Regions from separate parts of the Homo sapiens genome. Here region 2 is linked to region 1. Evidence: read pairs that join two places in POLR2A ChIA-PET (ENCODE). Cell type or tissue: Panc1. All regions are shown on one strand. Links, peaks and the distances in the headings refer to the core of each region. The heading gives the core; the rest is flanking DNA.

What was found. ChIA-PET counts read pairs that join two places held together with the same protein. Peaks named below come from ENCODE experiments on the same cell type or tissue, not always from the same donor. Only the 100,000 strongest peaks of a DNase experiment are listed, where the experiment ranks them.
Region 2: POLR2A ChIA-PET joins it to region 1 with 5 read pairs; 2 of 35 experiments call an interaction of 5 or more read pairs at or near these places.

What each region holds. Positions count from the first base shown.
Region 1 is chr11:132,635,822-132,641,203 of GRCh38, reverse strand. All of the region lies in intron 3 of OPCML (opioid binding protein/cell adhesion molecule like), which reads left to right. Among named protein-coding and RNA genes, the nearest start is that of NTM-IT, 350 kb to the right of the region's middle. In Panc1, for the core only: no CTCF peak of the experiment used is centred there; no DNase peak of the experiment used is centred there.
Region 2 is chr11:132,908,444-132,913,825 of GRCh38, reverse strand. The region is part of intron 2 of OPCML (opioid binding protein/cell adhesion molecule like); the gene reads left to right. Among named protein-coding and RNA genes, the nearest start is that of OPCML-IT1, 450 kb to the left of the region's middle. RefSeq lists an enhancer at 2,263-3,462. In Panc1, for the core only: no CTCF peak of the experiment used is centred there; a DNase peak (open chromatin) is centred at 2,390.

The sequences.
Region 1 (5,382 bases), core at 117-5,116:
CCACTTTACCGTCATGAGGGGCCCCCAGTTTCCTGAGTAAGGTGAGCCTTAGTGCCTCTGAGATAGAGGCCTCACCCAGCTTCTCCACCAGATCCTGTCCAGGTGATGCCTGCTGCCTAGAGTTGCAGGTGTAGGCCCCTGGTGTGTAGACATGCCACCTGCTTAGAGGGAGAGACCAGAGGATACTGGAACAATCCCTTAATGGACAGCTTGCCTTCTCCTGAGAAGGTCCACAACACACAATGCTTATGCCAGGCAGAAGTTGTCCTACTCAGGGCCTTCCCAGGAGGTGCAGTGTGCCCTGATGGTCATGTCATGGCAGGCCTGGGGCGATCCCCACCCTCTCCCTGCCCTTTAGTGCACCCTGCAGCGCCCTACTTCTGCCTGCTTGGTTCAGGGCTCTCTCTTCTAAATACCTGAAGGTGTCATATGAGCTCAGGCTTTCCCACTTGCCAAACTCCTGGGTGTGGCTCTATCACACCACACCGTAACTACTGCGTTACACATTACACTGTCTTCACCACCAAAATGTATCCACTCTGAGGATGGGAACAAAGTCTTTCCCTCTATATGAACAGAAATGTTTATCCCTAAGGCACAGAACTCACATAGATTAGACGCTCAAAAATGCTTATTGAATGCGTCTGGCATGTAATGAGTAATCAATAAGTATTTCATGATAAAAGAAATGACAATATTTGGTTGGAGAGAACTCAAACAAATTGATTCAGGCATATGTGTGGGTGAACAAATAAACTACAACTCCCATATTTTACAGGCGTGGGTAACTGCAATGTGTGGCTGATGCTAATGACCAATCCTTTCTCCCTTGGCTCTAAGTAAATTCTTGATTTAGGAGATGTGAAGACTCTCCTCTTGTGCTTATCCCGGGGTTCCTAATTTTTGCTTCCATCCTACCAAGCCACGCACTGATGTTTGCAGTCCCACCCACACTGCTCATTGCCTTTCGTTAGAGATGATGTGCTCATTGTTGTGGGTTTGCTCAGGCTCCGGGATATGCATCCTGCCTCGCTCTTTCTCCTCCCATTTCTTGCTGTGGAAGTCTGTGGAATGCTGGCAGGGCAACTCTGCCAGGGTGAGCAGGTTCTTCTGAGGTTTCTAGGTGAAACATCAGCAACAAAGTACCTATTGTGGCTGTAGCAAGAGAAGTTTTATAGACTTCTCTAACGTTAGGAAGGGGAAAACAATTTCTGGGCCTCATGCAATTTAGGAGATGCTCACATTTGCCTCAGAAACTATTGCCTTGCAGTGATTTTCTGCCTCTAGTGAGTAAATGCTCCCCAGGCCTAGCTACTGTCGATGACAGCCATCCCAGTGCTACCTTAGCAGAGCTTTGCTTTCTAGCTGTGACTTGCTTATTTATAGGAAGGTTATGCTTACATCTTCTTTCCCCACTATATTACTTTCTAAAGTTATCTGTTGTCCCCTCTCTTCTTTTACCAGCTCCTTAATCCTTCTCCCTCTAAGCAGGCAATGCTCAACTTTTGCAGCAGGAAAGGTCTCTTTGGAAGGCCTGAGGGCCAGACCAACTTGCCAGTATATTTGCATATATTTACATTTAGTCGGCCTGCAAACATGAGGATTATGTAAAGTGCCAGTCTTAACAGTGAAAGGATTGTGTTCGGATTCAGGAACTTTAGGTTCCATAGAACACAAGGAGGTGGGAGGGGCTGCAATGATTGCTATTCCAGGGAGAAGCATAAGTGCGATTTATGGGAATGAGTGATGGACCCAGGGGTTGGGGCTAGCTTAAATCTACAACCATCCAGCAGGGCTCCTGCCTTGTCCTGCTCACATGTCCCCAAGTGTCACCTTGCACATAGTTAGGTGAAGAGTTGAGATGCTGCCTCTCACATTTTGAGAGCATGCCTCTGGCAAGCTGCCGGAACTTTCTTCTCAGTAAACCTGTTTTCTAGGCACCTAAGCTTCTCTCATTTAGTAAATTCTGCACATCTCTCTGCTGAAAGGAGCTTTCAGACCACCCGCCTGCTCTTTCCTCACGTGTTAAAAGCTGTACTGGGTCCTGACCAGTTTTGATTTTTCTAATCAAGGTAGGTCCATAGGTAATGACATGTTGCCAACATCTTTTGAATGCAAGGGTGTAGAGCTCTCTTTGAAGAAAATAATCATCACGTGGCTACAAGAAAGCAGTACGGTGAGTCAAAAGATCTAGAAAACTGCTCCAGTATCTGTAGTCACCCAACAAATTCTTCCTACCCGCTGCGCAGAAAAAACCAGTTCACTGAGACTATGACAATGCAGTAGAGAAAGAGTTTAATTGACGCGAGGCTGGCCACAGCAAAGAACTGGAGATATTACTCAAATCAGTCTTCCTAAAGGCTTAGAGGTTAGGGGTTTTAAAGGATAGTTTGGTGGGCAGGAGGCTAGGGAATGGGAGTGTTGGTTGGTTGGTTGGGAATGAAATCATAGGGGTATGGAAAACAGTCCTCATGCACTGAGTCTGCCTTTGGGTGGGGTCACAGGGCCTGTTGAATCACAAGCAGCAGATCTGGATGGAGTCAGCAATTTAAAAGTCTTAAAAGACATCTCAAAAGGCCAATCAGAGGTTCCACAATAGTGATGTTATGTGTAAGAGTAATTGGGGAAGTTACATATCTTGTGACCTCCAAAACAACAGCTGGTTATCTTTTAACCACACCCATATCTTAGCAGAATTCAAGCCCCTGTAATAATCCTAACTTTGTGGACGTTGATTAGTTTTACAAGTGTGGTTTAGTTTTGGGAAAGGCTATTGTCATCCTTGCTTTAAGGTTAAACTATAAACTAAATTCTAAATATAATTCTCTCTTGACATAAAGCCACAGAATATGACTTTTTTTCTGTTACCAGCTATAGTGATTTCTATTATAGCTATTAAATACAGGGGTCTGAACACCAGAGTTACAAGATCTATATTAATATATTAATTACATCAAGCTGGATATGTATACATCATATATATATATAGTCTGTATATATGCTCTCTCTCTCTCTGTATATATATATATATATATATATAGTCTGTATATATGCTCTTTAGCTTTCTGAAGAAAAGTGATTGCAGTTGACATCTAATACTATGCTTCTCCACGTAGTGCCTCTTAAAGAAAACAAATGCAGAAGTTCATGTTTTCCATGCCACTCTTCCCTTTAGAATATGATATTAGTTCCTAAGTCCTTCTCCAACTTCATTGCCCATGAGGTGGGTAGGACAGAAGTGGCTGCTCCAATAAGGAAAGCTTTCCCAATCTTCCAATGCAGATTAGAAGTCTCCCAAAGGCAGAGACTATCCTGAGCAGGACATGGAAGAGCAGGTGACCTCTGGGTCCCAGAAGAGCCTGGCTCTGAACACAGGCACGTGATCAATCAGTGTGAATGAATCTAGACACAAGAAAGTTCCATATGGACAATGTCTATGTGTCCTGAGCACTGCCAGGTTCTAATACCTGCCTGGAACATATTAGTCACTTAATTAATGCCTGAGGGAATAGGAGGAAGTAAATATATAAACTAATATTTAAGAACTTTAATATTCAAAGTAGAACTTAGATACATAATCAAAAGTCCAAGCAAAGACCAAAGTCTAGGATGCCAGTCTAGAAGTACTAGGAAGCCAAAAAAATAAAATTCAGCATCAAAGATAGCTGGCAGCAAATGTCAGGGGCACAAACCTGCTGAACAAGGGAAACTTAGACTATGGGCTAAATTATTTTGAAGCTGTGGCTCAAGAGTAGTAACTGTGGCCACTGAAAGATGGAGGTTTCCAAGCCTTCAACAGCCTCAACAGCAGGCTCAGAGAAAGGCTAGCGTACGATTCCAGGTCTGTCCCCTACTTTGGGAGAACCAGGCTTAAAATGTGGGGGTGGTCTGGTCTCAGTGATGAAGCTTAAGAAGGTCCGATCTGCCAGGATTGGAAAAAAACGGTGGAAATAGGGAGAAATCATCAGTAAGGGACTGTTGTGTAACATCTTGTGGACTGATATTTTCACCCAGAAAGAGTCGCCAGAAAAATTCAGCTTCAAATTCAGTTAAAAAAAAAAAAATCTAATTCCTTTTCTAGGTTTAACAACTACAGAAGTAAAAAATATATAAATAGGTAGTATGCGCCTGACCTAGTCATCTATCTTGGTGATTAAATGCTTGGCTAGTTGATGGCGTGTCAATGAAGTCAGGATTACATAAATGATATTCAAACAGTCTCGCCAACAAAGCAGCTAGTAATGCAGATACATTTTTCTACTAACGTATTAGAACCTTTGAAATTTGTTTCTTTTTTTCTCTTTTTTTAGATTGCAAATCTGGATCTTCTTTAAGTTCAAGAGAAGGGAAAAATATTTATGAAGCTTATTAGTGAGCAGACAGTACTTTACCTGATAAATATAAACTATCCCCGAGCCTCCCAGTGTCTTCTTTAGCATCTCCCAGGGGAACAGAGCAGGGTTTTTACACATTAAAATAAATCTTCAGTGCTTTATCACCATAGGTCCTGAAGGGGTTGAATGAAGTGTCAAGAAAATTATTCAGAGATTTTTCCTCTCCACTCACAGTTCTGTAGCCTTAATTTAGTGTATCCTCACATTCGCTATTTCTTTTCCGAGAAAAGCCAGAATAAATGCAAGTCAGGAGGCATTATATGGAAGGCTTATTCGCTTGGACATATGATCACTGTGGTGCAATGGATCCACTTCCCTATGCCAGCATGTATTCCAAGAGGAGGCTGAAACTGCCTTATATTCTAGGCCCTGTGTTTTGACTGAATTAGTTAAATAAAGTGCAAAGCTACATGAGCTGGATGAACTAGGCCCTTTCTTCTACCTAAAATAACAGAATTATGTGACAAATGTATGCACAGTGGTATGTTTACCTTGAAGCACCCAGATAATTGCTTGAATTCTGCACGTGACTTTACTAATACATAACTATTCATTGCAAAGTTTCAGAGGCGCTTGTTTAAATCTGGATTTTAGGGAAATAACAATTTTCTAAAGCATCATTCATCCACAGATAATTTAGAACAATTTTATTAAAAAAATAATAAAAGCACTTACATCGACCCTAAAAATCTGAATACAGCAAGCAGGTAACTGGGTGCGCAAAACACTCATTTGCATACACAATCAGGCATTTATGGAAGCACATGCCCAATTGTGCATGTAAAGACGGGTTTCATTTGCACTTTATTGCTTCAAACAATGGACATCTTGTATCCGGGGGGGAGTATTTTCAACATGTAGCTATCTAAATTTACTATTTCAGCTTTCTTTTCCTTAAACATGAATGTAGCCTGAAAGCTGCTTCCTGAAGTTCAACCTCCTGCCGCTTGGTTCTGTTTGGGGAGATTCTAAGTGATGACTTATGATC
Region 2 (5,382 bases), core at 174-5,173, 270 kb before region 1:
GACTTTCTAAAGCAGATATGGATTTTTACTAGCTCCAAAAAGAGAAAAAGAATGAGGGTATGTGCCCTATGGTTCCCTCTTGGAGTTGTGGGTCATTTCAGAAGGAGCCATGGTCAGAAAGGGGGCTGCCCTAGAAGCTGAGAGCTTTCGATTCTAGTCCCAAGGCAGTGCGGGTTGAGCTGTGCAACCTTTGGAGGCCCACGGCACTATACTGGACTGAGAGTCGGCCTTGTGAAATGAGGAGGGGTCAGATGGCCTCAGTGCATCTTTCTGCTCTAATGGTCTCTGGCTTTACACAATAGTCATTCACAGAAAGACAGAAAGGGGGAATGTGAAGTGAATCAAATTGCTTTCGATGGTAGAATATTAGTCATTTTGTTTCCCGATGACTCATAATCAGAAGTGATATTTGTAAGCAAATTTTACCAATGTTTACTAATGGATCATAATTTTAAGTAATTAAATACTAGTTAATTGATTTCCTGAATATTAAATTTAACTTTCCAGTAATAGTCCTCCATTAATGGATCCGCTCTTAGAAGTGTTTTTACCATAATAAGTCATTAAGATTTCCTGAATAATTTCTCTCCAAATCATTGATTTTAAGTTACTTTGCCAGCACAAATGCATAAAATCTCATAATGTTGCCATGTATCAATTTCAATCAATGCAGTTATGACAATCTGTGATTTGTTTATGTCTTACTTTTAAATAATAAAAGAAAGGACAGAAAAAATAGGAGATTGTGGTAATATGTAGAATATTTGCCAGGTTGTGTATAACATTCTCCAGGTTGTCTCTCCAGGCAACTCCAACTCTACTAATGCCTCTCCTCAAGGATTATTCTAATGGTAAATTAAGATTATAAATACGAAAGCATCAAATAGTCCCTGACATATATTTGATATATGGTGAAAAGTTGCCTGTTAATTTGCTAAGTTGTTTTCAAAGTCCCCATGGAAGATCTGGCATGGATTTTATCCTACGGGAAGCCACTGAAAGTTCTGAGCAAAGTCAAGATGTATTAACCAGTCATTCCAGCAGCAGCACATGGAATATGGAGCGATGTGGGCTGAGATGAGAGTCAAAGACAAAAACAAAAAGCAACCCCAGTTAGGATGGTATTCCAAATAGTTGATACAAGAGATGATAAATTTGAGAATTGTTGGTCTGCATAGTAAAATAGGATTGTGTTGAAAGCTGTCATAGGGGTTGTCTTGGTGATATTTTTCTAATCCATTTTAGAGTTTTCCTTTCATTTCATTTGTAAGTATATAGATTGCAGGTTTCCAAATGTTTATTTAACTAGTTGCATGAAGTGCTTCATAAAAAATATGCTTTTTTATAATAATGACATTGATGTTAGTGTTGATGATGAAGTTAATTATTAATTGTGCTTCCCGACCTCATAACCAAGAGGTGGAAAGGGGTTTATTGTATCCTGGTGACTCATATATTGAGTTGTATATTGGTCCTAATATAACAGTTTCAAAATCATTCAAAACTATCTTGGTCACCTATTGAATTTGCAACGTACTATACTATATAAATATTTCTGTCACAATATTTTATCATCACAGTTTCAAGCTTTATGAAAGATAAGGTCAAAATTTCAATATTATATCTGAGAGCTTTGCAGTCTTAGCTATTTATTTGTCTTTTTTTTTTATTGGAGTCTTGAAGGACTTTATTTCTTTTATATGTCAGAAAGAGTCCATGTTATTCCATGAGTTGCTGTATAGGATGCTGAAGATTCCAAGTGTTCTAATGGTCCCAGAGCTTAATACCCAGAATCTCACTGATGCGTCTCAATTAGTTCCAAATTTTCAAGATGATTAACCTCTACTTCCTCCATTTCCTGTGTCCTGAAGAGGAACAAAGGGATAACTCACCTGATACTTCCAGCTCTGTGCATTCTGAATCTAAGCTCCTGTGTGTCCCTGGGTGACAGCAAAGAGTGCTCCAACTCTTGGAATTACCTGCCTGACAAGTCTAGAAATATTAGAGTTCTTTATATTTAAATACACAGAGCTGTAACTACAAACTTTATCATTTTTGGACTAAATGGAGAAAGGGGCACACTTTCTGTGAAGTCTTTAAGTCATATTTGCACTCTTTGGGTGGCCTTGTGCTAAAGAGGCTATGGAGTGTGAGGACAGAGGAGAAGGGTCCCCTCAGTGCATGTGATGCCAAGGCTCATGGTACATTGTATGACTGGAGAGTCACTTGGCTTGCTATCTTTGCTGTCAGATGGCGCTCACTGGTCTCTGTGTTTGACTTTCTTTCGCATAACATGTCAGTCCACTTACTCTTAGGAGAGTTCCCGAGACAATCAGGCAAACTCTCCTCGGGATGTCTTGATGAATGTGTGAAAAGCCAGGGCATTCTGCCAAGTGTGCTTTGATTAGGAGGTAATAGATTCCAACTTCCTTCTGTCGTGTCTCTTTCTGCACCATAGAATGATTGTTTGCAGGGTCATTCTGGGTTCACAGAATTAGTGACTCATCTACTGGTTATTTGGCAGTTCAAGAAGCTAGGACATATATCTGTTGCTCAAATGACTGGTTTCCAGCTGTTGAGATATCAAAATTCTCTTGAAATTCTTCGCAAAGTTGACCCTGCACATTATTGATGGCGGTGGTTGAGAGTAAGGGAGAAAATGGATATTGTTTACACGCAGACTTTTGCAAGGACTGGTAGAAGAGAATTGGGGTGAATTGTAGGATTTCTGGAGTCAGAAGATGAGGGTTGCTGTTGCAGCGTTAATATCCAGATGTATGATCTTGGAAGGTTGCTTAACGTTCTCAGTTTTAATCTCTGCATCTTATAAATTAGAGATTTGTGCTAAATGATCTCCATCATTCTTTTCACCCTTGCATTCCAACATCTTTCTAGTTTCCTCCAAATTACCTGGGGTCTTTGTTCACTTTCTGCTATTCTCTGGCTCCTGTCATGCAGCCACAATGGTCCTGAGGGTTTGTAAGAAGATTCTGGATGATAGAATATATTGCGGAAACAGCAATTGAGTTGCAACTGGAAAGACTTGGGCTGTCTGTTAAGCTCCATCATCATGAAAATGAGCTTTATCTTCTATGTGTGTGCATATATTTATATTTAAAGCTAGCATAAAAATTATACCCAATTCCTACTTCAGGGAAATACTTGTAAGAAGAAACCAGGTGATGAAGGGATCATCTGTCACTCACGTAATGGGAGGCACTGCCCTCTAGACATGCTTGAGGAGAGTGAGAGAAGGATTCAGATAGGAAGGAAGAGAGTGACATCATCCCCACCGCACCTGGGATGCGGTTCAGGGTTGTGCGCCATTTGCATCCTCCCTATGTGAAGATTTTGGAATTTCCAAGTTTTATTCTGTAATATCCCTGCATTCAGCTCTGCCTCTTGCGGTATGAAATTCTGAGACTCTCGGCCGTGTAATTACCTTCACATCTGAAAAGTCACTGCTCTGTGGAGCTGCAGGTCTCTGCCGTTGCTTCAGGCTGCTCTGGGGCCCGGCCTGCCCCTGTGGGGGCATAATGGCCGGCGAATATGTGCTGAGGCCCCCTACCCCCAGCCCTGCTGTACCACTGCCAGTCCCGAGGCCTGCAGACTCCATTCGGGAATGCGGCTGAGATTTACCTTTGTCCTGCGGCTGCTTTAATTGCAGTGAAACGAGCTTATTGAAAGCAGTGCTCAGAGGAGGAGTGCCTTCTGTACCAGGATTTCACATGCAGGAAAGGTTTCTATTTTCAGTACCGACTCTCTCGATGGAAATCTCTTTCTCCCTTGCTCACTCCCTGTCTTCTGAATAAAAATTCTCCACACAGTGATGGTTAAAAACATCAATTAACTCTAAAACAATTATTATTTTTTGAAATGCCATTTTATAAATGTAATAACACGACACAATAATCCAGGGTTATTTAACAGAGCATTTACCCTGAAAACAGTCATTACTCTTTAAATGCAGGAGATTCTAGAAGCCTCTTAACATTAAATGGCAAGTGAGGCAGAAGCAATATTGTCAGAAATGCCACATCCGCTGCATATATTAGCAAGAAGAGGCCGGTGGCTGCCCTGCCCACTGGCTGCCATTTTCTTGGCATTTCTTGGGCCCCAAAGCTTTCTGTTCAGAGTGACATCAGCCGACACTGATGTGACAGGCTGGTAGTTGGAAGAAATGCCCTGTGAAGCATTTCCTCCTGTGTTGTCACCCTCCCTCTCCACAACGGACTGAAGCCTGGTCAGTTGGGAGGCTCTTCTTGCAGGTTCTGTTTAGCAAAGTGCAGATGGCAGCGGTAGAAGGGCTGGTGATCTCACCTGGCCTTGAAGCTCCTATTGGGTTGGGGTGGGCTGCCATCTTCCAGGAAGCTGTGGCACACAGCATGCAGAAGCATTCCAGCCTCACACGTTTCTCTTCTGAGAAATGCCTATGAAATGGTCTCTCAGAATGTTCGCACAACCTGAACACCACTTCTATTTTTGGACCCAAAGAACACATCCAAGTATTTTGACCTACATGAAATTTCTGTTACACTCAGCCCTTGAGGTCTGGGGTTCCATCTGGAATTATTAACATACCATTAGACTGGTTATTTTTTTTTAAAGTGTGGATGTGTGAGAAGTGGAAAAATGTCCCACTCAGATAGACAGCCCTGCAGGAGACTGTTCACTTGGGTGGCCAAGGGAGACGACCTCCCAAGGGCTGCAGCTGAAGCTGCTCCTCGCTTTCAGCTCTGCCGTGTGGGTGGTGGGCATCCCGCACTGATGCTTCTGTCTCTGAGGCACCCTTGCCCTTCTGAGGAGGAGCGATGGCACAGCGACCCCTGAGCGACGCTCTTCCGGGGTTTGCCAGGGCTTGAGGAACCTGTGATTCTGGTGCAGGGAGCTGCTGTGGTTGGGATTCCTCAAGCTGGTGCCCACAGTCCACTGCAAGCCTCAATCCTGCAGGTCTGAAGGCTGAGTATCCTTACCTGTGACCACCAAATGTGATGTTTAGAAAGCCCAAGTAGACTCCTGTCTGAGGCTCCTCTATCATCACTTATTAACGTGAAAGTGCAAAGGCAGGGCCAATTTATGGCATGTACAAATCAATGCGCTATGTCTTTCTAACCAAGCAGCACCTTATCTTTGTGTTTACAATAAATAAGATGAAACTGTCTGGTGAGAACTGGTGGCGCTGTGGTCAATCCGGGGGTGGTGACCACACTGTTGTCCAAGTCTCCTAGACTCCTTAGACCACTTAGCCTGAATTGCACAAGGGAGTGCCTGTGGAAGTATCTAGAAGGCTAGTGGGAAGACCCAGGGAGAGGGCTTGGAAGCTTAGACTTTTCAAGTAAGCACAAAACTTGGAATTCATATACACTAGGTTTTTCTGTTTTG